Linked DNA regions of Homo sapiens: region 1 is linked to region 2. Evidence: chromatin contacts called from ENCODE Hi-C or POLR2A ChIA-PET data. All regions are on one chromosome and are shown on one strand. Each heading gives the region's core, a stretch centred on a gene start or an enhancer-like site at or near the end of the contact. The rest is flanking DNA. Distances are from core to core; before and after follow the strand shown.

The links. A loop is a pair of places that touch in the nucleus more often than their neighbours do. ChIA-PET counts read pairs that join two places held with the same protein, here RNA polymerase II (POLR2A).
Region 1: a loop to region 2 is called in a map with no recorded cell type, with 2.0 times the contacts of the local background. The contact joins two enhancer-like sites. A Hi-C loop is called at or near these places in 1 of 37 single-sample maps with no recorded cell type. POLR2A ChIA-PET finds 5 or more read pairs at or near these places in 3 of 52 experiments (A549, GM10248 and WTC11).

What each region holds. Positions count from the first base shown.
Region 1 is chr10:95,507,623-95,510,322 of GRCh38, forward strand. All of the region lies in intron 1 of SORBS1 (sorbin and SH3 domain containing 1), which reads right to left. Among named protein-coding and RNA genes, the nearest start is that of SORBS1, 52 kb to the right of the region's middle. RefSeq lists an enhancer at 337-1,963. Within about 2 kb of position 1,292, at least 6 of the 41 ENCODE cell types and tissues checked have a DNase peak (open chromatin) inside an H3K27ac peak, as active enhancers do.
Region 2 is chr10:95,387,268-95,389,967 of GRCh38, forward strand. All of the region lies in intron 15 of SORBS1 (sorbin and SH3 domain containing 1), which reads right to left. Among named protein-coding and RNA genes, the nearest start is that of PDLIM1, 98 kb to the left of the region's middle. Within about 2 kb of position 1,409, at least 12 of the 41 ENCODE cell types and tissues checked have a DNase peak (open chromatin) inside an H3K27ac peak, as active enhancers do.

The sequences.
Region 1 (2,700 bases), core at 42-2,541, 120 kb after region 2:
AAAGGGCAGCCAGGCACGGTGGCTCACGCCTGTAATTGCAGCACTTTGGGAGGTCAAGGAGGGCGGATCACCTGAGATCAGAAGTTCGAGCAGCCTGGCCAACATGGCGAAACCCCATCTCTACTAAAAATACAAAAATTAGCTAGGTGTGGTGGCACATGCCTGTAATCCCAGCTACTCGGGAGGCTGAGGTAGAAGAATCACTTGAGTCAAGGAGGCAGAGGTTGCAATGAGCCAAGATCATACCACTGCACTCCAGCCTGGGTGACAGAGCGAGACTCTATCAAAAAAAAAAAAAAAAAAGGAAAGCGAAAGGAAGAAATTAAAGGGCATCTAAGCCAAAAGAGTAGTGGCCCAGACTTTTTTTTTTTTTTTTTTTTTTGAGACAGAGTCACACCCTGTCGCCCAGGCTGGAGTGCAGTGGCATGATCACAGCTCACTGCAGCCTCAAACTTCTGGGTGCAACACCACGCCCAGCTAATTTTTTTAGTATTTTGTAGAGATGGGATCTCAACATTTTGCCCAAGCTGGTCTTGAACTCCTGGGCTCAAGCAATCCTCATACCTCAGCCTCCCAAAGTGCTGAGATTACAGGTGTGAGCCGGCACACCCAGCCCAGACTATTCAGACATGTAAATATTTGACACTTTTGTGGAATAAAGGCTGAATATGGTATTTTTCTACACTGATTAAATCTCCAGGAAACTGCTTCCTAAAAAAGGTCACTGCAATGTTCTCGACTAATGGAGTATATGATGCTGAAAGTTCAAGTCAGACTCATCTAAGCCATAAAAGCCTATCAATAACATTTCTTGCATTTGTATAGTGCCATTACTTTTTTCAAAATGCATCTATTACCTCATTTTATACCACTTATGTCAGAACAAAAGGAAGAGTAATGTGTTGACTGGTTGGACAAACTGTACCGTCAAGAATGCTCCTATCCTCTGAAATGGATGAAAGTTCCAGACACGAATGTCAGATCAGCGGGAAAGAGCTTTCCAATGAGAAGAGCTATCCAACAATGGAAAGAGTGGCTCCTAGAGAGTGAGTTCCTCATTGCCAGAGGTACACAAGTAGAACTGTTAAAACCGTGTGGCTTCCAACTGCTCTAATAACTTTAAGATTCACAGTCTTCAACTTTCTTACAGTGGAAGCCATGGGGGCATTGTCCTGTTGCCTTCTCTCTCATTCCTCATTAATGAGAAAGATGTTAAGCTCACTGACGTAAGTCCCAGTGAAGTCTTCTCCAGAACTCAGAAGGGCCATAAATAGAGAGACAAAGGGCAGGAGGTGGGAGTTATTCACCAGCGTGGAGGAAGCAGGATAAGCCCAGAGGAATGGCCTCTGGAATTATACAAAGAATTTGGAGGTGACTGGGGGTGGCCCTGGGAACAAAGTGAAACTGTCAGAACTCAGATAACAGTCCACGTTCCTGAGATTGGATTGTAGCAGCCCTTCTGGAAAAGGAGCACTTCTTGGGACTTTATACAAATCCAGCTGGGTCCCCCACACACTGCCTCACAAACCCTGTACATCACCAAATATGAACAGAAGCCGTCTTTTGAGAGTTTCCTGAAACTGAGAGCTCAAGGAAGGTACCTTCTAGGACCGCCCCCTTGCCCCAAGTTTTCCAGAGGCCAGCAAACAATGAACTAGGGTTGTATATTTTCTCTACACTCTTACTTTTATGACCAAAGCAAAGGATAAAATAATTGGTAATCTGTAATTTGGTCCAAAAAACAACCTCCAGGAGATGCCTTAAATTCAATCCAGATTCTGACAATCCCCTGGTTTTATTTGGTCTACAGAGCTCATAGCAACACATGGCCCAGTTCAAGCCAATAACTTAGAGTTTTGGAGCAGACTTTAAAAGTCTTATTGGCAAAATCACAAAAGGCCAAAGAATGCACATATTATTCCAAATAAGGAAACCTTGTCCCTCTCGGATAAGGCCTGACACCCAAGATTTTCAGAGAAGACAGGATTTTTCTTCCTCAAAAAAAAAGAAGAAAAAAAAAAAAAAAACAAGGATGAGAAGGGAAAGGAAAAGAGAACCAAATCTTCATCTTACATGGTGATAAGTTAACAGATGATGTCCAAAAGGTAGTAAAACATACAGGTTACTATCAAATGTGGAAGTAAATATCAAAAGAATCAGCTAAGATTTTAAAGTGGCTGCCACCGGGGCAGCAGGGGGCTAACGGTGACGGTGTCGGAGACTGCAGTCATGTAGAAATATTGGATTCTTGAAACTCTATGCCTGTGTAACTCTGGTAAAAATTACAAATTTTAAAAGCTAGAAGAAAGCAGGGGAAGGGCTAATATACACTAAATGCATGCATTTCCAAACTTAAGCTATAAAAAGTAAATAACACTTTAGGTAAATAATAATACTGTATTTAAATATTGTTTATCCATATGTTTCAACCAGAGCACTATATCTTAATAACTCCTTTTCTGATTAAAGTAATACTGTTCACTGTTTTTAAAAAGATAGAAAATAACTCACCCTTCCCCCCACCAAAAAAAGAAAAAATAGTCATAAAATTACCACCCAGAAAAAAACTGCTGGATGATATGAAAGTATTTCCTTTTCTCTTTTTATGTATGCATATATGTATATTCGTGTATCAATACAGACAATTTTCTTTAACTCTTTGGGCTCATCTAAAGACAATAAGGTTTTTGTCTGGGGGAG
Region 2 (2,700 bases), core at 159-2,658:
TCAGCTCATGAACTTTTAACAGGACAAACAAGTCATACAGATTCATCTGAACAACTATAACACAGGACAAGTTCTAGGGCTTGTAAAATCCATTATTTTAATTTTCGATGCTTGTCTTGTAAATCTAATGGAAGGATATTTTACCTCAGCTTATGAATAAAAATAATAATTGTAGCTCCCAGTATTAAGTGACTAACAATGGCTGGTAATTTACTAACGTCATCTCACTTCACCCTTGCAAAAAACTCCAAGAGGAACTAAATACCTCATTTTACAGACAAGGAAATGAAAGCCCAAGTAGGTTGAGAAGATTTGCCCTTAGCTGCAGAGTGAGACAGACAAAGCAGAAATGGATTTAAGGTCTTTCAGATTCCACTTCCCTATGTCATCTAGTAGCCCCGTGACAGAGATGCCTACTGTGTTCTTTCACCCCAGCTTCATCTGCCCAATCCTGGGAAAGCTGAAAGACTGGCTATTCTATTACCATGTTATTATGGAAGAGGCAGAGAAAGATGCTGTCTTGAAACTCAAGGCATGCACTGCACTGCTGGCCAGGCCAATTTCCAGCCCCTGAAGCCTTTGCCCGATTTTTGCATCCCCTCGCCCTCAGTGATGTTTAAGCAAGTTTTCTGAGTTGCCTCACATTTCTAGTTTTCCTCTTGCTGGTCTCCAGGGACAATGGATAACATTGAGTCACTCTTGCTACATCTTTTCTTTTTTTTTTTTTTTTGAGACAGAGTCTCACTCTGTTGCCCAGGCTGGAGTGCAGTGGTGCGATCTTGGCTCACTGCAACATTTGCCTCCCGGGTTCAAGCAGTTCTCCTGTCACAGCCTCCCGAGTAGCTGGGACTACAAGCTCCTGCCACCACGCCCAGCTTGTTTTTGTATTTTTAGTAGAGATGGGGTTTCACCATATTTGTCAAGCTGGTCTCGAACTCCTGACCGCAGGTGATCCACCCGCATCAGCCTCCCAAAGAGCTGAGATTACAGGCATGAGCCACTGCCCGGCCTCTACACCTTCTATTAATAGTTGCTGTTCCTTGCTGCCTTCTCCTGGGAGGCTAAGTCAACACTGGGGATGATGGGTATGCAGTTAGAAATACCAAGGAATGGGAAAACAGTGTAAGGAGCATGTCTGCATTTCTCCACACTAGAGCCAGCCAAATGGGACAAGTGTGCTCAATATAGTTAAGACACATTAAATGAAATGTTTCTCAAATTGTCTATTACCTAGCACCTGAAGCTCGGCCTTCAGTATTTCTCCAAAGGCCCTTTAAAACAATGCTAGAGTGGGCTCAGCTGTGCAGAAATCTTGTGGTTTCTGCTCATGGTGGAACCACATGCTAATTGTGCTCCTCAGAGCTCCAAGCAGCAGACATCAAACCTTGGCAGCAACACTCAGACCTTCCTATGCCAGTGATTTGCAGGAAGCTGTAACACTGCATGGGATTTACACAGGGTAAACAACTCACTTAGGCCTCTGAAGGTCCAGCTGAGCTCTAATGTTTACACAATGATTCTTCTTGGGCTTTGGCAATCTGTCCTTGGTAGCTCGATTTGGGGACAGCCACTCTCCTACAACTGCCAGGAGCCACATAATTGCCTTTTCAACCACAGTGACTTTAAATGAGCTTCCAAATCACTTTTTTTTCCTGTTTCTTTTTCTTTAATTTATAAAAATCTCAAAGACAACTGAAGAAAGTAGTTGTTGAAAGTTGTTCTAAAAAATTGCCTGACTAAAATGGGAGGATGGGCAAAAATCATTTGCATAACCACTTGCCTATATCAATTAAATTTCAATTTTATGCATTTCTCAGGCCTTTAAACTTAAAACAATTTTCCAAATATTAATGGCTCATTTTTGACACAATCTTTCTTCCACTGCTCAACCTAAATCCTCCTCTGGCTTTACCCCCCACACTTAGGAAGAGAAAGGATAAAAGGGTAAAGATAGTCATACATGACCCCCATGAACAAAAATAGTAGTCAGGGGAAAAGACACAGATGTAGAGTTGGGTACTGAGTCTGGGTGGGGTGGGAAAGGAAGAACAAACAAAAGGGCAAGGACGTCAGGAAGCCCAGAGAGCTTGGGGGAAAGCATTACAAAGCTGTCTATGTTTTAGTTAAAGGCCATCAAGTTCTTTTTTTTTTTAAGAGACAGGGTTTCACTTTGTTGCCCAGACTGGAGGGAGTACAGTGGTGTGATCGTAGCTCACTGCAGCCTCAAAATCCTGGGCTCAAGTGATCCCCCTGCCCTGACCTCCTGAGTAGCTGGGATTACAGATGTGGCAATCAAGTTCTAAAGAATGCAAAAAAAAAGACCAGGATAGGGTGTACAGTAGTTATAGAAGACACAGAGAAAAAAATAGAACTCTGAAGAAGAGAATGAGGTGGGGCAAAAAATAAGTTAAAGGAGAAAGTTTGGGAGAACCATAGGGTTAGAAGAAGACTCACCGTCTTCATCTGCTATCGAACTCCTGGGCCGTGAAGGTGGAAAGGGAGTAACTGCTACCGTTTCTTAACTGTCCCACAGGCCAGTCAATGCCTTTTGCACTTGCTAGGCGGAGATCTCCTGGGAAGCTCTCATTAGGAGAACGACTCAGACTCTCCCCTGGGCAGTACTGGCTGGAGTCTGGGGCAGGAGGCACAGATCCCGGCCAAGCATCTTCACAATAGAATTATTTGCTTGAACTCAAACAA